Regions from separate parts of the Mus musculus genome. Here region 2 is linked to region 1. The links are chromatin loops, found by intact Hi-C in ENCODE. Cell type or tissue: heart. All regions are shown on one strand.

The links. A loop is a pair of places that touch in the nucleus more often than their neighbours do. Peaks named below come from ENCODE experiments on the same cell type or tissue, not always from the same donor. Only the 100,000 strongest peaks of a DNase experiment are listed, where the experiment ranks them.
Region 2: a loop joins it to region 1, with 1.9 times the contacts of the local background. A loop is called at or near these places in 9 of 42 quality-filtered maps.

Annotation. Positions count from the first base shown.
Region 1 is chr12:84,872,124-84,880,123 of GRCm38, reverse strand. Ltbp2 (latent transforming growth factor beta binding protein 2) reads left to right here and starts at 3,633. Exons shown (of 36, transcript NM_001370743.1): 1 at 3,633-4,368. The coding sequence starts at 3,893. It overlaps D030025P21Rik (RIKEN cDNA D030025P21 gene), which reads right to left and starts at 4,322. Exons shown (of 1, transcript NR_028577.1): 1 at 369-4,322. In heart, CTCF peaks have their summits at 2,982, 3,202 and 6,480 (motif pointing left); a DNase peak (open chromatin) is centred at 3,173; H3K4me3 peaks cover 2,291 bases; H3K27ac peaks cover 348 bases; H3K27me3 peaks cover 5,969 bases.
Region 2 is chr12:84,807,430-84,815,429 of GRCm38, reverse strand. Ltbp2 (latent transforming growth factor beta binding protein 2) reads left to right here. Exons shown (of 36, transcript NM_001370743.1): 10 at 2,068-2,190; 11 at 5,681-5,845; 12 at 6,067-6,282; 13 at 6,986-7,005. Among named protein-coding and RNA genes, the nearest start is that of Isca2, 38 kb to the right of the region's middle. In heart, CTCF peaks have their summits at 1,462 and 3,241 (motif pointing left); a DNase peak (open chromatin) is centred at 3,750; H3K27ac peaks cover 554 bases; H3K27me3 peaks cover 7,034 bases.

The DNA of each region.
Region 1 (8,000 bases):
GGCACCAGGGCAGGTAGAACAGGAGGAAGGTCTGGACTGCAGAGATGGGCACCCATTGCAACCAGGAAGAGTCAGCACGGGCTGGCTGGCGATTGCTTCACTGTAAAGGGAGGAAATGAAGTGTTCTGGGGACGGAGGTGGCGTTCATCCCCAAGGACAGCAAGTATGAGAGTTTGGACCAGGAGTGGCCACCCAGAGCTCACATTTTCCTCTCTTCAAATGGGCTTAGCGATACCAGTTGCGCCTGGTTGATGGGGCACTCTGTCATTCATCCCAGAGCTGCCATCCAGGTGTCTCTTGACCACCCACCAGATTCTAGCCCTGTTGTATGTTCAGCTCAGTTAGAGATACAGTAGCTAGGGAAGTCAGACTGATGAGTAATTTTATAGATTGTGGAACAGGACTCTTTCTGTGGTTTTAGTGTGTCTGCTGAAGCTGGGCTGGGGAGATGGTTCAGTTGATGGGGTGCCTGCCTGCAAACACGAGGACCTAAGTTTGGTCCCCAGAACACAGGTTAAAATAAAATAAAATAAAATAAACCGAAAAACAAAAGAAAGAGAGAAAGAAGAAGAAGAAGGAAAAAAGAAATGAAAAACCAGGCATGAAAGCATGTGTCTGTTAATTCCAGCACTGGGAAGGCAGAGGCAGATAAATCTCCCGGGCTTCTTAAACAGCTAGTCTAGTGGAATCAGTAAGTCCCAGGCCAGTGAGAGATCTTGATGGATGACCACTGAGGAATGACACTCAAGGGTGACCTCAGGCTACCACACATGTATGCAACCCCACATGAACATGCACGCGCGCACACACACACAAACATACACTGTCCACTCAAGTGACAGAGCCTAGAACAACAGGGCCTTCTGAAGAGAAGTATAGGACACAGTTAAGTAGAACAGGTCTTTTACCAACTACCTTGGTTCCTGCCCATAGGTGAAAAAGATGGAGTTAGCCACTGGGGCAAGAACTCTCTGGTCAACTTAGAAGCCGGGGTTCAGGTTTCCCTGAGCCTGAGGACACTCCTAATGCAGGCCACCATCTGGCAGAAGAGGAGATGCTATGACTGCTGTCTTTTTTTCTGGTGCTCGGGCAATCGATGGCTATTACAGATCTCCCCACCACCACAGATGCCAAGACACAGTAAGAGAGTTCTTGGCAGCTACTAATGTGCATCTTTAGAAACTGAGCAAGAACACATATGAAGAAACTCACATGCACTTCCTGATGGAGAATTGTAACTGTGGAACTTTGCTAGAATAGTCTACATGGTAGGGAAGTTAAGTAGCCACCTTACCATTGCCTGGCCTGGCAGGGACTGGAATGTCTCTTGGGGCAAGGAATGCAGGATTGCCAAGAGGTTGGTCAAAGATGACTTTGCTATGACAGTTTGGGGTGGAACACACACACACACACACACACACACCCAAAGAACCCACACATGCCTATGAATGAGCTGACCAATGCTTGGGCATCAGCTAAATAAGACTTTGTTACTCCTTTTCTGACACTTCCTGTGGAAACATGACCCTGGAGAGCCAGAGCGTGAAAGGGGAGTCTGAAGAACAGATCCGACCCCACCCACCCCACTTTCCCCACTATAGGGCCTGCAGCTTTTTCATGAGGATACAGTGGGGAGAGGAAGAGGATTAAATTAGATATGATCGTGATGGAATTGAATAGCTTTCAACTCTTTAGCTTCTAAAGTTGATCTTAGTTACAAAGGCTACTTAGTTACTTAGTTCTTGTATCTGGTAGAAATTGGCAAGCCAAGGACCCTGTCTGACATGTATTAAGTAAAGAAGAATGGAGCTAAAGAGAGCTGGTGGTGAAGAGCACTTGCTGTCCCTAGAGGTCCCTAGTTCCCAGCCACCTTGGGTGGCTCACAATCACCTGTAAGTCCGGCTCCAGGAGATCCTGTGTAACTGGCTTCCAAAGGACCCTGCACTCGTGTGCACACACCCATATGTAGACATATACACACACCTACACATAGCTGAAAATAATTTTTTAAAATATGTTTTAAAAGAGGAGGGAAGAACTGGGAGGTGGCACCGTATGCCTTTAATCCCAGTACTCAGGGGACAGACAAATCTCTGAGCTGAAGGCCATCCTGTCTTACAAAGGAGACAGCCAGAGCTAAACAGAGAAACTCTGTCTTGAGAAAAACCAAAACCAAAGAATAACAACAAAAACCAAACCAACCCAAGACAACAACAAAGCCCCAGGAAATGATTTCCCCTTGTAAGTGGGCAAGCTTGGGTATTTCCTCACAGGAATGGGAAGCGGAAGAACACACATGGCCACTGTAGGGGCCGATGTTTGCTCTGTGAGGTGAAATGAAGAGGTAGTCCTGAAGACCTCTTGGAGATGAATACTCTAGGTAGAGAGATGAGCCGTCACAATGCATCAAACATTTGCCAAGCAGAGACTGTGAGGGTACTGTGTAATGAATACCGAGCAGGAGTAAGTTCAGATCGGTCAGAAAACCAGCCGGGCAGGGAGGACTCCGTAGGCCAGTGTCAAATATTGAGACTTTCTAATCCAGTTAGGTATTACTTAGGATTCTGGGAAGGGAGGGGCTGGTATGGGAAGTTGTAATTGGTGCCTTTACAGGCTCTTTTATCCTGTCTGCTTAGGAGCCAGTAGGCTGTGAAAACACTTTCAGGAAAACCATATATGCCTAGCCTTTTAGGCTTTGGGGCATGGGACACAGGGAAGAAGGTTAATTTAGGTGGGAGGCAACGGACATCCCTGTCCCCTTCAATACAAGAAGGTGTGAGAACCCGGCCCAGCAGGGCTCAAAGGCTCATGCAGCCCCTTGGGGAAATTCTCCAAGGAATGAGGGGCGGTGGTAGGAGTTCAAAGAGTGGACTGTGGGCCAGAGGCCACTAGCCTGGGTTTTATTTCCATCTTTAGCAATACTCTCCTTTAGTCACCTTATTCAAGAGGCTCCATGCCTACCTTTGTAAAAAGAGAACAACTCTTCCAGCGGGCATCCACCATCACCATAGGCCCAGGTCAAGGCTTGGCGCCACAGGAAGCAGATTAAGATCTAGGCTCTAAGCAGGTTGGCAGAGTGTGTCGCTACAAAACACGGTGGCCAAGGGTGTGACCAGCTCCACCAGGGGGCGCGCGCCCCAAGTTGCCCTTCCCCATAGGCAACCGGCTCTTGGGAGCTGCCCCAGGGACACCTGCATTCTCGCCTAGCGCCCCCAGCGGTCAGAGGTGGAAGCAACGAGACCAGGCGCGCATGCCTCGGGCTCGGTCCCCATTACTCCGGTCTGGGTACCTTCCCCAGCTTCCTTCAGGCCCGAGAAGCAGTTCATCTGGGTCCGTGAGGTCAGGAACAGAAAATACATCCAGGACAGGTGGACAACTTGAGTTTGCCCAGGACAGGAAAAAGGCAGCTCAGGTGCGCTGGTCCAGGCAGACGCCATCTGTCTTTCCAGTCCCCGGGTCTGCCCTGTCGCCCGCAGCTCCTCACGGGTTAATCCCCTCGCCGCCCGCTCGCTTCTCGGTGCCAAAGAGGGTGTTGCTGGAATTCTTGTCTCCCGTAATAAGGGGGCCGAGCTGTCCCTCCAAGGAGGGGGGCATGGCGTGGATAAAAGAGGCGAAAAAGCAGGGGGCGGTTTCCAAAAATAAAACCCTTCGGTTCCCCTTCAGACGGCGGCAGTGCGGGAGCGAAGGTGCGGCAGGCTCGGGCTCGGTGCGCAGCCCGGGCAGCTCACGCCATACAGCCCTTACCTAGGAACCCCTGGACCCCCAAACGGCTGTTTCAGAGGTCCCCTAGACGGGAAGGGGCAAGTCGCCAGGCGGGTCTGTGGAGCGAACGATGGAAAGCACCTCCCCGCGAGGTCTCCGGTGCCCACAGCTCTGCAGCCACTCTGGCGCCATGAGAGCGCCGACCACCGCTCGCTGCTCCGGATGCATCCGACGGGTGCGTTGGAGGGGCTTCCTGCCACTTGTCCTGGCTGTCTTGATGGGGACAAGTCATGCCCAACGGGATTCCATAGGGAGATACGAACCAGCTAGCAGGGATGCGAATCGGTTGTGGCACCCCGTGGGCAGCCACCCCGCAGCGGCTGCAGCCAAGGTGTACAGTCTGTTCCGAGAGCCTGACGCGCCGGTCCCCGGCTTGTCGCCCTCTGAGTGGAACCAGCCGGCCCAGGGGAACCCTGGGAGGCTCGCAGAGGCCGAGGCCAGGAGGCCACCCCGAACCCAGCAGCTGCGTCGAGTCCAGCCACCTGTCCAGACTCGGAGAAGCCATCCCCGGGGCCAGCAGCAGATAGCAGCCAGGGCTGCACCTTCTGTCGCGCGCCTGGAAACCCCTCAGCGACCCGCGGCTGCACGGCGAGGGCGGCTCACCGGGTGAGCACTGAAGAGGGGATAGGGCTGGGGGCGGGGTGGAGCAAAGGGATGCGGGTATCCCGGACAGTTACGCCTTCAGTGGAGTGCGGGTCCTGTCCCTTTGTCCTCAGTAACTACTAGAGAAACCGCTCCGAGGTTCCGAAACCGGGGCTCGGACCAGCTTTCAAAAAGTTATTTTGGGGAAAATAAATCTACTATCTGTTCCCTTGGACACCAGTTCTCCCAGAACCCCGACGTTAAGCTCGTGTGCGTTTCTCACTCATTCTGTGCTGGGCTAACGAGCTGCAGTGGCTGGGTGGGCGCTCTGGGTTCTTGAGGCCCAGAGAAGGATAAACTGGCTCCGGGCGCCAGTAGGTGGAGGATCTGGGCGGGGGGGGGGGGGGGGGAGTGGGGACATCAGGGCGCGAAGACAGACGCATCTCCAGGAACGGGCTGACAGCGAAGCAGGCGCGCCAAGACAAGTGTATAGTCCGGGCTCAGGTCTGCTGGGACACGCAGAGGACTTAGGCAAGGGTTTAGGAGCTCTGTGAAAGAGAAGGCTGCCCTGACCTGTGCGAGGGACTGGGTCTGTGTTCCAGGAAGTCTAGATGTCAGCGTTGTTTGCACATTTTGAAAAGCCACGCCTCGCTCCAACTCTTCAACTTATTATTTTGCACCACTCGCTGCGGGTTCTGGACTCTGTTATCACAGGAGGTCCCCTCCCCGCCCCAACAACGCCTTGCCCAGGATTTAATGAGTTGGGGACCTCTCCTGAGTACCCAGGTGTCTCTGGAGTGAAGGCACAGGAGCCTGGCAATGCCAGACTGGGCAAGGTGCAATTGATTAGTCTAGGAGGGGCTTTGGCAGCCCTTGGCCTGAGCCTGGTTTATCTGTCCGTTGTAGTTCCAGGTAGCATTCCCGTTGCTTGTACGCCTAGTCCCACTACAGAGGATCTTCTGCCTCCTGCTCTGCACACATACTCTTCTCTTGCCTGCAACGGTCTTCTGTATCTTAGCAAAGTTCACCGTGTCTCATCCCTTCTGTGCCCTCATCCAGCTTTATGCTTTCTTATAGCATTTATTCCCCCCTCACGTATTTCTATTTCTATGTATGTGTTCAAACTTATACAAGTTCTGCTTAAGCAGGGTTTTGTTAGCTTTCATGTTCCCAGCAGATCAGTGCCTGCACGTAGCTGGCCCTCTCTGCGTCTAAATGAATTCCCTACTAACCTTTGGAGGCCTAGCCTAAAGTCTGCAGGGCATAGAGCTGAGTGCTGCCAAGTGGCTCCAGCGTAAGACCATTCAAGGAGAGTTAGCAGGACACCTGCCCCGTTTCAGCTTTCCCCTCTATTCTGACTTGTGCAGGCAACTGCATGATTACATGTGCTGAGCATGGGAGAGGGCTCGGGGACCCACAGAATACAAAACCTGCTGGAGGGCAAGCCAATGTCTTAAAATCAAGTTGGAGGCACGAGCAGTATGTGCTGGTGAATGTGTTTCTAAAAGCACAGGACAATTCTGTCAAGGGCAATGGAGCAGTACAATATAGTGAAGATGGTCAGGGAAGAGACACTGACCTGGGGCCCTAGAGCATAGACGAGGAAGGAGAGGGCCAGAGTGGCACATCTGGAGATGAGGCTGCCATGCAGGCTTAACTCAGAACTAGGGCTTTTCACCATAAGCTTTTGCCCCTGGTATAGGGGAGCCGGGGGCTGAGGCTGAGATGAAGTCTGGCTGTCATAGGGAGGGGATGGTTATGCTGCAGGCTTGTGTGTGCTTGTGTGTGTGTGTGTGTGTGTGTGTGTGTGTGTGTGTGTGTGTGTGCGCGCGCATGCATGCGCATTGCAAGGTGCTGTTAGAAGTCAGAAAGTGAAGCAAAGCAGACTGTCACTAGGACAAAGCTGACAGCAATGACCAGGTGTGAAGTTATGGGCACCTGCTAGATACACAGATGTATACCTGTGCTGGAGTTGGAGCCTCAGTTTTGTCTCCTGAAGCTTTGGTAGATAGATGTTGAGTTCTTCTGTCATCCCATTCATCTCTTGGGAAGGGGTCCCAAGACAAAATTATTCCTTAACTTCCTCAATCCAGGTCGATTCTGGCCGTCGTGTGCAGGTCAGATCTAGGGATCAAGTGCCATCTGCTGGTAGAATGTAGAACTACAGTTGCTAATTGAGGTTTTTTTTTGTTTTTGGTTTTGGTTTGAGTTTTTTTTTTGGTTTTGTGTGTGTGTGTGTGTGTGTGTGTGTGTGTGTGTGTGTTGTTCTGTTCTGTTTTGTGGAACCCCTTTAATATGCACTATTATGAAAACCCTGGGAATATAGCAGTAGATAAAATAGACAAACTGCCAGGTGGTGGTGATGCACGCCTTTAATCTCAGCATTCTGAAGGCAGAGGCAGGCAGATCTCTGAGTTTTAGAGTAGTCTGGTCTACAGAGCCAGTTCTATGATACCGAGAGCTACACAGAGAAACCCTGTCTGGAAAAACAAAAACAGTAACAGCAACAAAACCAAAAGAAAGAGAGAAAGAGAGAAAGAAAGAGAGAAAGAGAGAGAGAAAGAGAGAAAGAAAGAAGAGAGAAAGAAAGAAAGAAAGAAAGAAGGAAGGAAAGAGACACAAAAATCTTTTCCTTATGGAATTGTTAATGTACTGGAGATGAAAAAAAATACATGTGTCAGACATTGTGCTAAATGTCTGAGGGGCAGTCGTGAGCCGTGTAGCTGTGTACTACAATCTACAGGGGACTTATTGATTCCAGTACTGTCTTAGTCAGGGTTTCTGTTCCTGGACAAAACATCATGACCAAGAAGCAAGTTGGGGAGGAAAGGATTTATTCAGCTTACACTTCCACACTGCTGTTCACCACCAAGGAAGTCAGGACTGGAACTCAAGCAGGGCATGAAGCAGGAGCTGATGCAGAGGCCATGGAGGGATGTTCTTTACTGGCTTGCTTCCTTCCCCTGGCTTGCTCAGCCTGCTCTCTTATAGGACCCAAGACTACCAGCCCAGAGATGGTCCCACCCACAAGGGGTCCTTCCCTCTTGATCACTAATTGAGAAAATGCCTTACAGTTGGATCTCATGGAGGCATTTCCTCAACTGAAGCTCCTTTCTCTGTGATAACTCCAGCTGTGTCAAGTTGACACAAAACTAGTCAGTACAAGTACTTAGTGTTTCTTGACCATCTTAATATTTTGTTCATATTCTCTTGTTCTCGCTCCTTCCACCAAGTGGGTTCCAGGGATTGAACTCAGCTGGAAGGCTTGGCCAGTGCTTTTGTCTGATGAGCCACCTTGCCAGCTTCTTCTCTTTGTCAATACATCATTACAGTAACAGGACTCCGTGTTATATCTTTTGATGTAAATTATGAAACTATGCATGAATACCAAAAGGCATTGGAGATAGCAGGGCTCACAAGTTAGTTTACTTTCATTTTTTTCTTCTCTCACATATTACAGCCCAACTGCAATTCCCCTTCCTCTCCCTCTGCCAGTCCCTCTAACCCCAGGTCCTCTTCATTTTCTTTCAGAAAAGGGCAGACTTCCCATGCATACCAGCCCAACTTGGCATATCATATCAAAGTTGCAATAAGACTAGAGTTGAGATTTCTTCTTTAAGTTTGCCTCCCCTTTTCCCTAGCCAACCATCACTTGG
Region 2 (8,000 bases), 65 kb after region 1:
GGTGGCCTGTGTTAGAGCCCACAGAGGGGCCAGGCCTTGGGACAGAGAGAGGGACTGAGTGGTGACTTTGTTGATTTTGGAGCTATAAAGAACTCTGACCTGCAGGGTCAGCAGGACTTGGGAACACTTACCTTCAAAGGACTTCAACAATTGGGTGGAGAGCTGTCTGTCGTGCTGTAAATAAAACTGGTTGAAGATGACAATATTGTCCCAAATGTCCCTGAGGTCCCTTTCAGAAGTTTTCTCTCAGAGAGAGGAAACTGGCTCTTTGCCTATTGTGTATCCAGCCATGGAAGGGATTTTTGGCTCAAGGATAAGAAAGGATGCTTGCTCCAGGCCTAAGTGCCTGTTGCTGGCTCTGCCTAAGCCAGCTTCAAACTCCCTTGGGTACAGTGGACCCAGAGTGTTAGTGGGTATAAGGAGAACTCTATGCCTTTCATTCTTAGACTTTCAGCAAGTCCCCTGCCTGCCCTCCACAGAGCTCCTGGGAAGGATCCCAAGCTCCAACCCCAGAGTGCCCTGGCCCCTGCTTCTTCACCCACATGCACCATCCCCCTCTCTCTGAAGTGGTAGAGAACAAGAGGGTAGGTCTAGGGTGTGATTGTATACACAAGCTGTGTGCTATAGCCAACCTGTACTTGTTGCTAAGTACATAGTTATGCTCACAAACCAGTCTAGGACCCGGGAGAACAGAAACCTAGTTAATAAATACAACCATAGAAGGTTTTTAATGGGTGGCATGGGGTCCCGATAAACCCAATCCAGGCTGAAAGGATTAAGGAAGGCTTCCAGATAGAGGTAGTGCTAGGCCAGTGAACATAAATCGTCCAGCGGAAGCAGGTGCAGACCTCCCAGGCAGAAGGATAAGCAGAGGGTTACATTGGGCTGGCTGAAGCATCGAGGAGCACAGGGCAAGCAGTCTATAGCACATAGGAGATGATGATGTCTCATGAGACCCAGTTGCTCATCCATAGGCTCTGGGAGGGTCTTGGGCACCATGTCATGCTTTGGGTTTGCCTGGAGAGGGTGATGAGTGTCTGGAGTGCAGGGAGGCAAGTTAGGCTTGCGTTTAGATGTCTGGCCACAGTCTGAAGGTGTGTGGGTCAGCCTCCCTCCAACTGTCAGCGGCCTCTCTTGGGTGCTTCTGCTCCTGCGGGGCATCCTATCAAGGATATACTCTTGGTGCTCATCTATTCGGGCCTCATCTTGTACTAACTTCCTCAAAGCCTGCGAATGAGCAGGTGGTTCTGCCGGGCACTGGGCTACCTAAATTACACCCTGCTCTGGAAGCAGGAGGTCTTCCCAAGTGCTTCACATCAGTATTGACGTAGCCATCATGGTCACCAACAGAGGCGCTGTCACCACAATGCCTACCTCTTGGAGCCCAGAGTATGAGGGTTTGAGCTCCCCGTTTGCAGCATAAGAAGTGTGGGCACCAGGAAGAAGCCCTTGTCTTTCTTACGTGAGGATGAATGGGAGCCTCTGCTGGTCTTGGGAGGTCATGCAGCCCGCTTGCACCTTCCTAACCACTTGCTGAGCCTACCCTTCTTTCCAGCCTTTCAGAGCTGTCTCCCCAGCCCCTTGCTCCCAGCTCCCTGCAGATACGCCCCTCGGAACTGCTCAGGAGCTCTTGAAGAGAGCTAGCTAGAAGGGAATTAGCTGCCTGTCTGCTACCCTCCAAACCAGACAGTGTTGTTTGCCTGATTCCCATGCCCCTGGGTAGAGTCACCCACAGCTCAGTTAGTCTGGGCAAGTTACTCCTGCAGCTTTTCTTCATCTATAAAATGAGGGCATAAGAAGCAGATAATACTACCTATAAGGTTAAATGGGGTGTCATATTCAAATACCCAAAGACTATCAGGCATACAGTAGGCACTCCATAAAGGTTAGCTTTCCAGCCAACATGGCTACTATGTGCCAGGTAGTGGAGTGGTGTGAAAATTTTCTGTTTAATAATTCTGTTGGCACTGTCGAGTGGCTACTCTCTCACACTGAATGTGTGCAGCTCCGTCCCAACCATCCGGCCTCAGTTGAATGGGCATTCATTCATTCCTCCACACCCTGCAGATATCAATGAGTGCCTGACCCTGGGCCTCTGCAAGGACTCGGAGTGCGTGAACACCAGGGGCAGCTACCTGTGCACCTGCAGGCCTGGCCTCATGCTGGATCCGTCAAGGAGCCGCTGCGTATGTGAGTGATGGTGGGGTTGGGGCGAGAGACACCCTCTAGGGGCACAGTCCAGACAGAGAGCCAAATGTCCCCAGACCTCATGGTCTCATGCCCAGAGCCAGTGTCTGCTTTTGGCTTGGAGTTGGGCCACCATGCAAAATTGATCCGTGTGTCCTGTTGGGACTGGAGGTTACAGCCCCACTTACGACTCCTGGCTTCTCTTCTAAAACTTCTTTGTGATTCACATTTTCTCGTTTTTGTTTTGTTTTTCCTCTCTGATCATACTTCTGTCCTGTTTGCTGTCTCACTGTCTTTGAAGCTGTGTGCTGCCACTTTGAAGTGTCTGGGTAAGCTGTAGCTGCTGATTAATCTACTGCCCAAGTTTAGCAACCAGGTCCCATGGCTGCTAAGTGATTTTTTTTTCTTTTTAATTATGTGTATGGATGTTTTGCTTGCATGTATGTCTGTGCACTGTGTGCCTGCTGCCTACAGAAGCCGGAAGAGGCATTAGATGCCCTGAAATGGAGTTATAGGTGTCAGCTGCCATGTGGGTGCTGGGATTCAGACGCTGGTCCTCTGGAAGAGCAGCCAGTGCTTTTAACCACTGAGCCATCTCTCCAGTCCCTAAGTGATATTTTTAAGGAGCACTCATTTGCCTATGGGAGAGAGGTATTACTGCCCCATTCCCACTCCTTAATATTACTCCGTGGTTCTTTTTGTATATTTCTCCATGACCATGCATACACACATATCAGGAGTTGTGACCTTGCATAGTGAGTTACATAGTATACATACATTCCTTGTAAACCCTGGCAGTTCTGTTTCCAGTGACCTCTGTGGTTTCCAGCTGAGAGAAGCCCAGGCTGCCAGGCCCTTGCTCACACCCCAGACAGTAGAGCTGGTACTACAGCCCACACGGGGCTTTTCTTAGGAAAGAAGGTCTGACCAGAACAGAACAAAACAAAACCAGTCCCGAAAGACCTCTGGAACAAGGTCACCTCTAGCTCACAGAGCACTCGGCTGGCCACAAAGTGCCTGCTACTGGGTCTGGGAAGGCCATAGGAGGAACCAGACTATGCTGCCACCCAGAGGTAGTGGTCTGAAGAAAGATCTGGCTCTGACATCTCTAGGGATAGGAGACAGTGAGAACCCAGAGTGGAAGAGGATGGGGGAACCTGTAGGTTTGTTTGTGGTGGCAATGATATGTAATCAAGGCCCCAAGGACCTTATAGTCTTTCCTTTCCCAGGCCACTTAAGGTTCATTTATTGGGCTGGGCATAGTGGTGCACGCCTTTAATCCCAGCACTCTGGAAACAGGGACCAGCCTGGTCTGGAGTAATTTCAAGGCGTGCCAAAGCTGCATAGCAAAACCTTGTCTTGAAAAAACAAAAGTGGTTTCTTGATCAGTGAGTTTGGTTAACATCCGATGTGAAAGTGCCTGGAAGACTCTCTGATAAAGGAATATGGAGAGGAGCAGGGGACTGCCTTTATTGTCTCTCCCTCCACTGGACTCCTCCCTCCCCTTCCTCCAGGGATTTGTTCTGCAGATGGAGAAGGCAAGCCAATGACTTCCTGCCTACTAGCGTAGTAATGACGTCTCTGGAGGCTGGTCCAGCTTCCTGATAGTCCGTCCTGGGATTCAAAGGCATAGAGCCTGTCCCCACAGTAGTCCAAGGGAAGTGCCCACTGAAGGCACAGACTGCACCTGAGGATACAGGGCTCAGGGACTGATGGATGTGTGTTTAGTTCCTGACCTTCGTCGAGGTCTTGCATTGCTTGTGTGCCTTGCTCGATTTAATCTCCATGACCCTGTGAAGAAGACTTCCGTCTTAATCAGTGTTCTATGGCTGTAAAGAGACACCATGCCCATAGCAACTCTTATAAAGGAAAAGATTTAATGGGGGCTGGCTTATAGTTTCAGAGGTTCAGTCCATTATCATCATGGTGGGAAGCATGGCAGCATGCAGGCAGACATGGTGCTGGGGAGGAGCCATGAATTCTACATCCTGCTCTGCAGGCAGCAGGGAGAGACTGCCACACTCAGCATGGCTTGAGCATATAGGAGACCTCAAAGCTCACCTGTACAGTGACATGCTTCCTACAGCCAGGCCACACCTACTCCAACAAGGCCACACCTCCTAATAGTGCCACTCCTTATGAGCCAAGCAGTGTGAGTCTTACCTCTTCAAGTGCCTGTCCCTGTCCCAATCACTGAGACCAGGGGTATGACCTTCAGTCCTTCAGTCAGGAAGTGTCCCAAGGGAGGGGGAGGGGTGAGTGGTGCCTGTAGAGGACCTGAGCACTTTTCTACAGCGTTGGCACATGTGCCAGGCAGACCCAAGTGCCTGCAGTCCCTGACATTACTCTATAGGTAGAGAAACTGGGCCCAGTGAGGTGTGTAGCTCAGCTTGGCAGGAAGCAGATCACTGACTGAGATGACCAGGACTACTCGGGATCATTACTTCTCAACTTTAACTGTTGCTTCCTTCACCCCACTCTGCCCTCTGACAGTGTGGTCATCCCTCTAAAGATGTAAGACTCTCTCCAACTGGTTGGCTGCATCTTTTTCCACTGAGATAATAAGCAAGAGATTATTTCTTTTCAATATTCACTTGCATTTGTATCCATAGGACTTGTGGACATAGTGGGGTTTTTATTTTTGTCTTGTGTCTATGTGTCTGTGTGTCTATATATGTGTCTGTGTGTCTATATATGTGTCTGTGTGTCTATATATGTGTCTGTGTGTCTATATATGTGTCTGTGTGTCTATATATGTGTCTGTGTGTCTGTGTCTATATATGTGTCTGTGTGTCTATATATGTGTCTGTGTGTCTATATATGTGTCTGTGTGTCTATATATGTGTCTGTGTGTCTATGTGTCTATATATGTGTCTGTGTGTCTATTTGTAGTGCTAGCAATGAAATCCAGGACTTTAGGCCTGCTGGGAAAGGACTCTACTACTGAGCTACTCATCTGGCCCCAGATTCTGCACTCAGCTGTTTAATTAAGTGAGGCATCCATGTATCAATTCAACTTGAATTATTAATCGGCCATACACACTATACCCATGGAGGACTCCAAGTGACAAAGAAGACCCAAACAAGGTCCCTGTCCTCAAAGCTCTGTGGCAAACCTCTGGTTCTAAGCTCATCCCGTCTTCCCTGGAAGGCTTTCTGCGGATCTCAGAGCACAGTGCTCATCCTGCAGCACACACAACTGACGTTTTTTACTAAACAGTACGAAAGCAGAAGGTAGAGACAAACAACCGCATTCCCCGGGCTTGCTCTCACACTTCCTACATGAACCTAGCGCCTTGTTGGGTAGACGCCATGGGGAGATGTGGGAGCCTCCACTACTGCCATGCCTGCTCAAGTTCTCGTGAGCACCTGAGCTTCCAGGCTGAGACACGAGCCAGGCTAATCCCCGTGCCTGTGGCTGACCACACCTCTGTCCACGGCCTTCTGTATTTCTTTCCTGCTTACCCCTTCCCATATGCCCTGTCTGTTGCAGCGGACAAGGCTGTCTCCATGCAGCAGGGACTATGCTACCGGTCACTGGGGTCTGGTACCTGCACCCTGCCTTTGGTTCATCGGATCACCAAGCAGATATGCTGCTGCAGCCGTGTGGGCAAAGCCTGGGGTAGCACATGTGAACAGTGTCCCCTGCCTGGCACAGGTAACCCCACCCTGAGAGCCCAGCCCTGGCCATCAAAGTCAGTGACCACTTCCCCAGCCTGGATAGGCCCCTTCAAGCAGAGAAAGCTCAGTCTACCTTCTGGATTCCAGACCTGGGACACTCTCTGCAGCCACCATGTCTTGTCCCCTTGAGGGAAGGAAGGGAGTCCTGGTTTCTTACAGGAATGACAAGGCTCAGTTAATCTCCTGTTGTTTTTTTAGAAGCCTTCAGGGAGATCTGCCCTGCTGGCCATGGCTACACCTACTCGAGCTCAGACATCCGCCTGTCTATGAGGAAAGCCGAAGAAGAGGAACTGGCTAGCCCCTTAAGGGAGCAGACAGAGCAGAGCACTGCACCCCCACCTGGGCAAGCAGAGAGGCAACCACTCCGGGCAGCCACCGCCACCTGGATTGAGGCTGAGACCCTCCCTGACAAAGGTCTCTGAGCTGGGGGAGACACCTCAGGTTCCTCTTTTTCTTACCAGGTCCTCGCCCTGGGTCTTAGGTTCAGAACTGTCCAACTCTGTTGCCTGAAGCTCAGGATGTGTGGGCTAGAAAGAGCTTGTATTTGAGGCCTCTGATCAGTGTTCCAGAAAACAACTGGGTCATGCCCAGGTCACCCAGGACAGGAGACCAAGAAGGAAGTAGGACCAAGAAAACTAGGAGATTGCCAAGAATCTGGGACTCAGCAGCTATGGGTGCGGGACACTAGTTCAGTCAGAGGCAATTCATTCCTTTCCTAGAACTTCTCTCTTAATCCACAGCTCAGGGCAGAGAGGATGGTGGGTAACCCACATGATCAAGGCCACAGGCGGGAGGAAGTCTGTTATGGGTCTGATGGGGATGGTGGGTGGGGAAATGGGGACTCCTGTCATTGGACACCTGGAAGGAATGCAGGAGGCTTCCTTTCTCCAACTGAGAGGAGAGCTGGGCTACCCATAAGGATCTCCGGCCTTGGGTTTCTGGGATGGTCAGTCCCAAAAGGGAGTTGACAGGCTGAGGCAGGTCAAAAGAGTTGCACTCTGGGTCTTGCTCATCTTGCTGGGGACGTAGCGAGGGGGGCAGACTGTGAAGCAGTCCCACATGGAGGGCAAAGGCCGCTGCCTCCCCTCCTGGAGCTCATCTTGTCTTCTTTTCCCAGGTGACTCTCGGGCTGTTCAGGTGAGTGAGCCTTCCTGCCAGGGAGCTGGGTTCGGGTAACTGGAGAATGACATAAACTCCAGACGTAGTCTCATGAGAACAGAAGAGGAGAAGCATGGACCCGATATCAGATTTTAACTTGGAGAGATCACAAAGTTGAACCCAGGACCCGTTCGACTGTGTAGTTAGTCCTGGCTGTCACTCAAACCTGAGCGCTGTGCATGAAAGCTAGAGCTGGTCCTGAACCTGGCATGTTTTCTGAGCTTTTTTAACATAGGCCCTCTGGGAGGAGCTCACCGGAAAGCAGAAGCATAGCTCTGAGTATCTCAAACCATTTCACAGAGGAAAAAGCATCTGGCCCTCTTCCCTGGTCCCGGGATGCCCGTGGGCATCCAAGACTGAGCATCTCCCAGCGCCTCCAGAAGACTGAATCTGCTTTCTCCTTCTCCAGTCTGCTGGTCCCCGCTCATCTCCTGCTAAGCTGTCTCCGTGCACGGCTTCTCCAGCAACCTTGCTTTCCTGCTTAAGAATTGTGTGCTGAAACAGAGTGTGGGGCCCCACACCTTTAAACCCAGTACCTGGGAGGCAGAGGCAGGCAGATCTCTGAGTTAGAGGCCAGCCTGGTCTACAGAGTGAGTCCCAGGACAGCCAGGGCTACGCGGAGAAACCGCCATCTCAGAAACAAAAGAGAACAAAACAAAAAGCAGGCAAACAAACAAACGAAGGAACCCAGTGCTGTCCCAGATCCAAGCTTCTGCTATCCGTCTTCACAGTCCCAGCAATGTCCCAGTGCCCTATTCTGTCCTCTGGCATTCCTCTTTGCTTCCTGTGCCCCATCTGTCTCTATCCATCGCTGTGGCGAGCAACACCAAGTGTAGCTATGACTCTTGGCTTCGACACACTGGCTTTGTGGCCCAGGGTGAGCTAGTTAATCTGCTACTCCATCTGTAACGTGAGGATCGTAGCCTTGATATGTGCTAATGTTCCACTGTGCGCTGTGCGGGGCCGACACTGTG